Linked DNA regions of Homo sapiens: region 2 is linked to region 1. Evidence: read pairs that join two places in POLR2A ChIA-PET (ENCODE). Cell type or tissue: GM12878. All regions are shown on one strand. Links, peaks and the distances in the headings refer to the core of each region. The heading gives the core; the rest is flanking DNA.

The links. ChIA-PET counts read pairs that join two places held together with the same protein. Peaks named below come from ENCODE experiments on the same cell type or tissue, not always from the same donor. Only the 100,000 strongest peaks of a DNase experiment are listed, where the experiment ranks them.
Region 2: POLR2A ChIA-PET joins it to region 1 with 6 read pairs; 12 of 35 experiments call an interaction of 5 or more read pairs at or near these places.

Annotation. Positions count from the first base shown.
Region 1 is chr16:75,570,857-75,576,579 of GRCh38, forward strand. The region is part of intron 3 of GABARAPL2 (GABA type A receptor associated protein like 2); the gene reads left to right. Among named protein-coding and RNA genes, the nearest start is that of GABARAPL2, 7.3 kb to the left of the region's middle. RefSeq lists an enhancer at 1,441-1,560 and a silencer at 5,588-5,667. In GM12878, for the core only: no CTCF peak of the experiment used is centred there; no DNase peak of the experiment used is centred there; H3K4me3 peaks cover 1,154 bases; H3K27ac peaks cover 3,077 bases.
Region 2 is chr16:75,444,862-75,450,009 of GRCh38, forward strand. TMEM170A (transmembrane protein 170A) reads right to left here. Exons shown (of 3, transcript NM_145254.3): 3 at 1-2,827. The coding sequence ends at 2,697. Among named protein-coding and RNA genes, the nearest start is that of CFDP1, 14 kb to the left of the region's middle. In GM12878, for the core only: no CTCF peak of the experiment used is centred there; no DNase peak of the experiment used is centred there.

The sequences.
Region 1 (5,723 bases), core at 1-4,000:
AATCAGGCCAAAAACGGAATGGGGAACCATGCCTTTGTTCAGACAGAACTTCAGAAAAAACATCAGTGTACAAGTTTCCTAGTCATGACGTTAGAGGGGAACTCAGACCTGGCAGTGAATGGTCTTTGGTCTTTGTTTGTTTAGAACATAGATAAGAGTCTTGTTAATCCCCTGTTTAAAATAGAAACAGGAGTATATCATTAAATATAATATCTCTAAGATATTATTTTTTATTGTTGTTGAGACAAGGTCTTGCTCTGTCACCCTGGCTGGAGTGCAGTGGCACAGTCATAGCTCACTGCAGCCTTGAACTCCTGGGCTTGAGAAGTCCTCCTACCTCACCAGGTTGGTCTCAAACTCCTGGCTACAGGTGATCCTCCTGCTTTGGCCTCCCAGAGTGCTGGGATTATGGGTGTTACCCACCATGCCTGGCCAGATATTATAACTGACATTGGGAAACCTGTGCTGTTTAAGAATATGGTGTTTATTTGCTTCTGGATCTTAAAGAGATCTTCAGTAAAAGGAAGTTGTGATGTTTTGGAAATGAAAAGTGATTTTCAGGGCAACAGAGACTGCTTCAAGGCCATTTTCTCTCCAAGTCCCATTTGCCTTTCCATTCTGCTGAGAATCCACCCTAAAGCAGATTATACCAGTAACCCAAGTCAGGATTTTAGGACAGAGTAACCAGAAATCCAATTCCTGACCCTTCAGGCCCAATTAATGACTTCTCACCCCACACTTAATCATCCTTTATTTAGAAATGTGCTTAAAGCACTTTGATCATTTCTGGGTAAATACCTCTTTAAGGACAGGACTTTTTTTTTTTTTTTGGAGACGGAGTTTCACTCATGTCGCCCAGGCTAGAGTGCCCAGGCAGTGGCGCGATCTCAGCTCACTGCAACCTCTGCCTCCCAGCTTCAAGCGATTCTCCTGCCTCTGCCCCCTAGTAGCTGGGATTACAGGCGACTGCCACCACGCCCGGCTACTTTTTTTGTATTTTTAGTAGAGACGGGTTTTACCATGTTGGCCAGGCTGGTCTCTTAACTCCTGACCTCAGGTGATTCGCCGACCTTGGCCTCCCAAAGTGCTGGGATTACAGGCGTGAGCCACTGCTCCCGGCCTAGTTGTTCTTTTTATCAGATAAATATGTTCTGTCCTAGGCCGTGTGTGGTGGCGGTCGCCGGTAATCCCAGCTACTCGGGGGCTGAGGCAGGAGAATCGCTTGAAGCTGGGAGGAGGAGGTTGTGGTGAGCCAAGATCACGCCACTGCACTCCAGCCTGGGTGACATGAGTGAAACTGTCTCAAAACAAAAAAAGGAACAACAACCAGTGGTTAATCTTTTTATTTTAGAATCTTGGGGAGCCTCAGGGCCTTATTAACTTTCACTGTGAAGCCAGTGCCTCTCCAGGATTGACAGTAGTGGTCACTGCCCTTCCACCTCCCACCACCCATCCTGCCCTGCTGGAGAAGAGATAATCCAAGGTCCAGTGGAAGCGCGTGGACTCCAAAGCAGATGGGTGGCCAGGTGTGCTCATCAGCCCAGCCAATTCATGAGTCGGTGTAGACCCCACAGCCTCCATGACCTGCCCTTGGTTGGGGCGAACGTAGGTTCTCTAGGGATTGGGCATCCATACAGTTCTAGGTCAGCCTCTCCCAATGCATAGCGCTGTTGGTAGCATAAACTGATGTCTGTCTTGAGTCACATGGCCATTCCTGGATGTAGGTCTTGCTGCAACTTTCCTTTTTTTATTGCACAGTTTCTCCACTGGAGAAGTGGTTTTACCTGGATCTGTGTCATTCAGTGGAGGGGTTGGGGAGAGGGCTTTAGGGGGCAGTTTAAATTCATTTTCACATAGTACTTCAGGGTCCCACTTCACCTTAGATTAGCTCCATGGCTTGAATCTACCACTGGCTTTACCCGTTTCTTTCTTTGCCAGACTCAGAGCTTGGAAGGTGGCAGTGCTTCTGTACTCAGAGCAGCATCTTTCTCAGATGAATGCGTGTGGTACTTGATGCCACAGGGTGTGCATTCGTGTTAGGGACTGGAGGCCATCTTCAGGTGTTCTCTACAGCCACCTCCCAGCAACTTAGGCAGCAAGCCTTGGAGCTGCAGTGCTACTTGCGAGTTGTCAGGGCATCCAGCAAGCCTGTGCAGCTTAGCTGGATAGATGCATTAGAGCTGCCTCTGTGCTGCAGGATCCTCAGGCATCCTAGCAGTGGCCTGCTCAGTGCTGTGTATAGCTCAGGCCTCCAAATTCTGAGGGGGAAGTTTAACTTCTCAGAGGTTTATGGAATGTGTCCCAAACTGACACACCAGCCTTCTGCTAATAGACTCTCTGCTAGCAAGGGTCACATTTTGTCTCCCTGCACTTCCATTTGCATATCCATTTAATGGGACTTTACAAAAATGAGTTAATTTTTTTTAAGTCTGTTTGTGGCCCAGCTCATTTTGGCTGCAGGCCAAATTATTCTGACTCTGCATGTATGCAGTCAGATCCCGTAAGTGCTGTTTTCAAATCAGTCTTGCTTCATGGCACCCAGTGAAGCCTCAAAATTAGGTGCATGTTCAGCATTGAGCATTCAGTTACCAAGTTCCTTGCCCAAGGGGTATCCTGACTATAAGGACACAGTGCTACTGCCAACTAAGTTTCCACATGAGGTTGTGTGTCAGAAAAGGAGAAATTGTTGGATTCTTAAGTTCTTACGCACTGAGGCATCTAACTGTCAAATTACAAGATGGGAAGGAGAGAGCCCTAAGACCTTGCTACTCAGCATGTGATGCAGAGACTGGCAGCAGTCGCCTTACCTGGGAGCTTGATGTTCCGATGGTTGGTACCAACATTTGTATGAGAAGCACTGTTCTAAGGAAGATCTCTGCAGAAGGTACAAGGACTCTAATGTTAGGTCATCAGAGCAGATCTAGCTGTCTAATCACTTGGAGGCAGCAAAGCTTGGTGGTCTCCTAGTTTTGTGACCTGGAGTGAATTTAGAATCTCTGTGCCTCAGTTTTCCTATCTAGGAACTATGGATTATGGTACCATCTACCTCATGAGATTGTTTTGAGGATAAAGAGTTAATACATGTAATGTATAAGCAGTGCTTGGCACATGTGTTGCCATTATAGTTAGGATTTTTACTATCAGCTTCTGTAGCTACTAGGGCACTGCTTAAACAAATTAATGAACCCAAGTTTTACTTAAAAGACAATGGAATCTAAAGCCAGAAAGGAATGAAAGCCACATGATTGTGGGCCTCCTGTCCTGCCAAGAGTCAGGGCTCAGAGTCTCACGACCTGCCTTCAACAGTAGCGGTCCAGTGGTTATTGTTCACCCTGGATAGCATACACAGGCCCGGGGGTGGGCTGCTGGTGTTTACGAAGCTCTTCAAATGTTTCTAATGTAGCAGCGGGATTTAGAATCATTGTACTAGGGCTTCTAACTTGCTAGGAAAAGAGCAGAACTTAGTCTGTTTGGAACCAAACTTGACAGAGACACTATGGGGCGACTCTGAATTGCACACAATGTCTGCTACTGCATCTAAACCCATCTGGTAGTGGCAGCGGGGAGATGTTACGACAGTTGTCATCAAGATCACCCTGGACACTTGGACAAATGGGGTAAAGAGTTGTGGCAGTAGCTGTAGTTGTTTTCCCATTAGCCTCATTCTGAGGAGTTTCAGAGAAAAATGGGGTTACTCTCTGGGCATTCTCAACCACCAGGGTAAAAATCTTGGGAGACTCAGCTACATGTTCAAGCCCTTCTGCTAGTTTCTGGCTTGTCATTTCACTTCCTGGCTTGTCACTCTACTTCCTAATCACATAGCTTTTAAAGATGACCCTCCCTTCTCCCCCCCAACAAAAGGTCAGGCATTTCCCTTTGCAACCTGGCTGCATATGGAATCATTTTTGGCATTTAAAAATATACTGATGAGGCCGGACACGGTGGCTCACCTGAGGTCAGGAGTTCAAGACCAGCCTGGCCAACATGGTGAAATCCCACCTCTACTAAAAACAAAAACAAAAACAAATTAGCCAGGCGTGGTGGCATGCACCTGTAATCCCAGCTACTTGGGAGGCTAAGACATGAGACTTGTTTGAACCGGAAGGTGGAGGTTGCAGTGAACCGAGATCCTGCTACTGTACTCCAGCCCAAGCGACAGAGCAAGACTCTGTCTTTACAAAACAAAACAAAACATAGTGATGATTTCATTGGTCTGGGGTAGGGCTTGGGCACAGAGATGTTTTTAAAGCTCTCTTTAAAGTAAGATTCTGATGTGCAGCCAAGGCTGAGACCCACGGCTGCAGGCGTTGTTCCTCCCTCTACCCACTGCCCCCTAAGTCTTGTTCTGGGGCAGTGCTGTCAGTAGAAATGGATGCAAGCCACATATGTAATTTAAGAATTTTCTAGTAGCCACATTAAAAAAATAAAAACAGTTGAAATTAATTTTTTTTTTTTTGAGACAGAGTTTTGCTCTTGTTGCCCAGGCTGCAGTACAATGGCACGATCTTGGCTCACTGCAACCTCCACCTCCCAGGTTAAAGCGATTCTCCGGCCTCAGCTTCCCGAGTAGCTGGGATGACAGGCGTGCACTACCATGCCTGGATACTTTTTTTGACAGAGTCTCGCTCTGTCGCCCAGGCTGGAGTGCAGTGGCACGATCTCGGCTCACTGCAAGCTCCGCCTCCCAGGCTCACGCCATTCTCCTGCCTCAGCCTCCTGAATAGCTGGGACCACAGGTGCCCGCCACCACGCCCAGCTAATTTTTTGTATTTTTTAGTAGAGACGGGGTTTCACCGTTGTTAGCCAGGATGGTCTCAATCTCCTGACCTTGTGATCCACCCGCCTCGGCCTCCCAAACTGCTGGGATTACAGGTGTGAGCCACCGCGCCCGGCTTACTTTTGTATTTTTAGTAGAGACAGGGTTTCACTATGTTGGTCAGGCTGGTCTTGAACTCCCGACCTCAGGTGATCCACTTAATATATTTTATTTGACCCAGTATATCCATAATTTTATCATTTCAACATGTAATCAAAATTGAGCTATTTTGCTGCATTTTCATACTAAGTCTGAAGCCTTGTTTATGTTTTACACTGCACATCCCAATTCACACGAGCCAGACTTTCAAGTGCTGAATGTAGCTAGTGGCTGCTGTGGCAGTGATACAGGACATTTCAATCAGAGCAGAGATTTCTATTGAACAGTTCTGTTCCAGGGAGTCCTTATTTTACAAATTCCAGGCTAAGAGGTCCTCACAGGGAGCACCGTTTTTATTGTACAAGATGCTGATGACAGGTTCTTTCATATTCAAATTCAGACCTCCCCCACATTGTTACTTAATAATTCTCATCTACCCACACAGCCATCCGAGCTAAGCTTGCAAATGGGGCAGGAAGAACAGGAAAAAAACTCAAAACCTCCCCCTTCATAAATGTGGTATTTGTCCATGTTTACATGGAGGTTCCACTCAGCCCTTGAGGAGCAAAGCAGCAAGTGGGGCAGTCACTGTTTCCTCAGGTTGAGGCCTTGGACTCCTTATCTTCCCCACTGGCTCTTGGTTTATGAGTTCCCCTTTTAAGGATCTGTTGTGACTTACCTATCTGGGCTAGTGACCTCAGATGTCTCAGACTGAGCATCTTACCACTGTTTCTGGTTGATCCCTTCACTCATGGTCTTAACACATTTGCACTTCCTCTCATCTCAGAGAGTACAGTCACGGGGCAGA
Region 2 (5,148 bases), core at 250-4,249, 130 kb before region 1:
TTCAAAATGCCCTAATTTTAAGTCTTAGCTCCAGTGAAAAATATCTAACATTTTAATCATGTATCAGTACTTCAAAAGTTACTGTTTAAGAGGAGGGGCCCACTAACTACTGGTCTATATGTTTAGTGTATGAAATTACATCCAAAGAATGCTTTAGGCAAGAACTCCTTCAAAAGACATTTTTCAGTAAGAGGCATCCTTCAGTAGAGATGATGGCAATCATTTCCCATAAGAAAAGTTACCAATTCCCCAGATTTCTTAAACTGAAGGGATACTTTTGAAAATCACAGCTCTTTAAACAAAAAACTAGAATTTTTACAATTTGCCTGTGAGAAAGATTTGAGCTTCTTGTTAGGGAATTTGTAAGAATATTTGGCTGCATTACAACTCTACTTATAAGTTTCTGCCCGTGTATATGTCACTATAGTTTTGATAAGTTAATTACCAAAATTAGTAATATTATTTTAAGACAGGGTCTTGCCCTGTGGCCTAAGCTGGAGTTCAGTGGCGTGGTCTCGGCTCACAGCAGCCTGAACCTCCCAGGCACAAGTGATCCTCCCACTTTAGCCTCTTGGGTAGCTGAGGCCACGCCCAGCTAATTTTTTTTTATTTTGTAGTAGAGACAAGGTCTCACTATGTTGCCCAGGCCAGTCTTGAACTCTTGGGCTCAAGCAATCCTCCCACATCGACCTCCCAAAGTGCTGGGATTATAGGTGTGAGCCACTGCGCCCAGCCATAAGTGGTCTAATTAGTCAAAAGAATATGTCCAGTTTTTGTGATCTCTTTGTAATTCTTTTCTATGAGTTTCCCTGGCAAATTGGTCCTCCTGACTTTTTTCTTTTTTTTTTTTTTCCAAATTGGGCAGACTCCAGAATCACAGTAGATTCAGAGACTCTCCTCCTGGCTATTTTTAATCAGAAGCCAGAGTGTGTATTGCTTTAAATGGAATAGATACGTTCATGTGTATATGACCTCATGGGCTGTTAAGCCTTAATCTCACAATGAAAACTTTCCTTTAAAGATGTCAGATTTATGGCCAGGCGCGGTGGCTCACGCCTGTAATCCCAGCACTTTGGGAGGCCGAGGCGGGTGGATCACAAGGTCAGGAGTTCAAGACCAGCCTGGGCAAGATGGTGAAACCTATCTCTACTAAAAATACAAAAATTAGCCGGGCACGGTGGCAGGTGCCTGTAATCCCAGCTACTCAGGAAACTGAGGCAGGAGAATCGCTTGAACCCGGGTGGCAGAGGTTGGAGTGAGCTGAGATTGCACCACTGCACTCCAGCCTGGGCAACACAGTGAGGCTCCGTCTCATTTAAAAGAAAAAAAAAAAAAAAAGTCAGATTTAATCACCAGAAACTATTTTGCAGATAACCACCACCACTACCACCACACTGATTGTATTCCATACAAAACAGTTTAGGTGGAAAGGATCACATTAAATACTTAATTTCTGCGATTCTTTCCCTCTCAAAGAGTCACAGTTTTCAGGCCTTTTAATGAAAAAGAAAGTTAGGCAGTAGAATAAAAATTTAAATAGCTAAAATTAAGTTTTAAAAAAACTCTTGATATTTAAATCTCTTTAAAGATATAAATTCTTTTGAATAAAAATGTAAAGGGGAGAGTGGGTACATATCTGAACATTAAACTTTAGGCACTTTCTGGGAGTTGATACCCAATACTGTAAAAGTGGGCTGAAGAGTTACCACTAGGTAAACACATTAAGCTAAAAAATCAATAACCACTAACTCTAGTTTCAGATGCACTTCTATAGTTTCTCAAGGGTCATTAGTATACCAAAGTCACTAAGAAAAACTATGACAGAATGCCTAAAGTATCTTATGTGTGCCTCAATGTCCAAACAAATCTGGCTTAAAATTTCCAACTCAAGCCATTTAATAGGGTATGTATGTTTCCAATTAAATGAAATAAAATTAAGAGAATTAAAAGTGATAGGGAAAGGTGGTACAGAAAATCTAAAAAGTCTAAATTAGCTAGCTTATTTTGATAAAACATACAAAATAACAAATTCACATCTCTTAAAATATCTTAATCAGAAGTCAAGACAGTTGTCCAGAAAATGTCACATTATTCATTGTTATCTACTTTTTATTTATAAACAGTGGAACCAAAGCCACTACTTGAGTTATACTTAAATTTTTTTTCCTGCTTTATTTCACCAAATTTGTTTTCAAAACTATACTCAACCAAAACCTATTTGGCATTTATTGTCACTAAGATGTAGCAAAGAAAAGAGTTTGCCAAATTTTAATCAAGATTAGATAAGATTTTAATACAACATACTCTGCTCATTTGAAATAAACCAGTATCTTCCACGGTTTCTTCAAAATATGCGACATCTCACAGAATACTGTAAATTTCAGTGCAAAGGATGCCACCCCAGAGACACTGTTGACTTGGCTTGGGTAAAGGTACACATGAAAACTGCTTAAATCAAATATCTACAAAAAAGAAAGCCAAAAGACTTGTTTTGGTTGAGAACAATAGGAGTCCACATAAGTCTTCAATTCTAGGAGCTTCAAAATGAAGAAAAGGCTGAGATGTGTTGTCCTTCATGTTCCTGTTCATCCAAGTTGCTTCCCTTTGAAGAACTAAGAAAACACTACACTCCATAATGTATTCTTTTGGAGGATTCCATAAAGTTTAAGTTCAACATCTCAGCATAAGGATGTATGCTATAGAGTAGCTAAAATCCGTAAAAAGGAGACCACCAAGACGCAAAATGTCTGTCCAGTGCCCAGTGTGAGGGCTTCAAATGGTATCATTTCCTTCCCTGCTGCTCGGTAAACTCCAGCAATAGCTGCACCTGATTTAAAATGCAAGAATGTTAAACAAAAACAAAAAACGAAGGTTAACAAACTCACGAAAATACAACATTTAAAATACTACTGCGAGTAGAATGTTCCAGATTTTATACTGAAATTTAAATCTTACAGAAATGTTAGGTTTTCCCTATTCTTTCTGTGGACTACTCTACACTTTGAGTATTCATTGCATGGCTTGCAAGATCACTTTTAGATGCTGACTCCTTAAAACCCAGAGTCTCCTAGATTTATTGAATAAAATAATCTGGAAGAAATAATCAAAATCACAAAGATAGCAATTCCCACATGACCAGATTATGAACTCAAAAATATCTGTATTCCCCTACCAGTTACCCCATGCCTAGCCTTCAACAGGGACCTAATACATTTTTGGTAACAAATGAAAAAGGATCTTTTGAGTTAGACTAAGCAAGAAATGTTTCAGGCCACAGGGAATCCCCACTCCACCTTCTATCACACTCATAGTTCCCTTCAAGAAATGGACGGAGGAGGGACTAGAGGGGTGAAAAGGGAAGACAGGAGGACTCTAAGCCATAAAGTTGTTATTCATTCACAGGGCATGAGAGGAGAGATACTCAGGGATTCCTTTGTCTCCCAAGTCATTGATTGTTTTTATTACGCTAGTCACTATAATTTCCTGCAAATTGGAAAAACAAAACGAAAACCCCTGTATCTATGCAGATACCCATTTGAGTTACTATACGAGTTCAGCATTATACCAAGGAAGTGTACCAAGAAAGTTAACATTTCATTCGTTTGAAAAGAATAGATCCGGCCGGGCACGGTGGCTCACGCCTGTAATCCCAGCACTTTGGGAGGCCGAGATGGGTGGATCATCTGAGCTCAGGAGTTTGAGACCAGCCTGGGCAACATGGTGAAACCCCATCTCTACTAAAAATACAAAAAATCAGCCAAGTGTGGTGGCACGTGCCTGTAATCCCTACTACTCGGGAGGCTGAGGCAGGAGAGCTGCTTGAACCCAGGAGGTGGAGGTTGTTGTGAGCTCACATCGCGACACTGCACTCAAGCCTGGGCAACAGAACAAGATCCTGTCTCAAAAAAAAAAAGAACCGGCCAAGTACAGTGGCTCAAGCCTATAATCCCATCATTTTGGAAGGCCGAGGCAGGAGGATCGCTTGAGCCCAGGAGTTTGAGACCATCCTGGGTAACATGACCAAACCTTGTCTTTACAAAAAATACAAAAATTAGCTGGGTGTAGTGAACGTGCCTGTAATCCTAGTTGCTTGGGTGGCTGAGGTAGGGGGATCACTTGAGCTAGGGAGGTCAAGGCTGCAGTGAGCTGTGACTATGCCACTGCACTCCAGCCTGGGTGACAGAACAAGACCCTGTTCTCAAATAAAAATAAATAAATAAATAATAAAAATTTTAAAAAGAAAAGAATAGATCCAGATTTCCCAGATGACCCTCCCCACAAAATGCTCCAACAAAATTCTCCTTTGTCATAGTGTGTTCATTCACTCCAATTTTCATCTGCAGAACACTTCTGTGTTTTATAAGGTATGATCGCTATTCTCAAGGTACTTGGAATCTAGCTGGGGACACAAGACAGAAACAGATTTGCAATAATGCAAAATAACATACAGTGTCTCAATCACGTTTACAATTTTTTTTTTTTTTGAGACAGTGTCTCACTCTTTCACCTAGGCTGGAATGCGGTGGCATGATCATGGCTCCCTGCAGCCTCAACCTCCTGGGCTCAAGTGATCCTCCCGAGCAGCTGGGACTACAGGCACACGCCACCACACCTGGCTATTTTATTTATTTATTTTTTGTAGAGACAGGGTCTCACTATGTTGCCAAGGCTGGTTTTGAACTCTTGGACTTAAGCAATCCTCCCAAGCTGGCTTCCCAAAGTGCTGGGATTACAGGCATAAGCCACCATGCCTGGCACATTTCACAAATGTGATGTGAAGGTATATTAACATATTTTAACAAGAAGAAAGAACAATATTAACCAAAGGTTGGCTGCCTTGAACATTTAGTGATTTAAAATGCCCAGCTCCACTGGCAATGCGTACATTTTGTTACTAACATCTGAAAGACATGTTTCATTGGGCCCCTCCAAAATTTAGGTACACAAGAAAGACTGGGTTGGATAGAAAGAAGCTTAAGGAACTTGAACTGGGCCCTAAAGTGGGATTGGGATAATGAAGCGAAGAAAGGAAAAAGTATATCCAAGAGAGCAGCAAATGGAAAGGGAACAGACTATTCATAGAGCCTTAAAGACAGAAATGAATACAACATTTATTCGACAATTACTATGTGTCAGGTATTACATCAT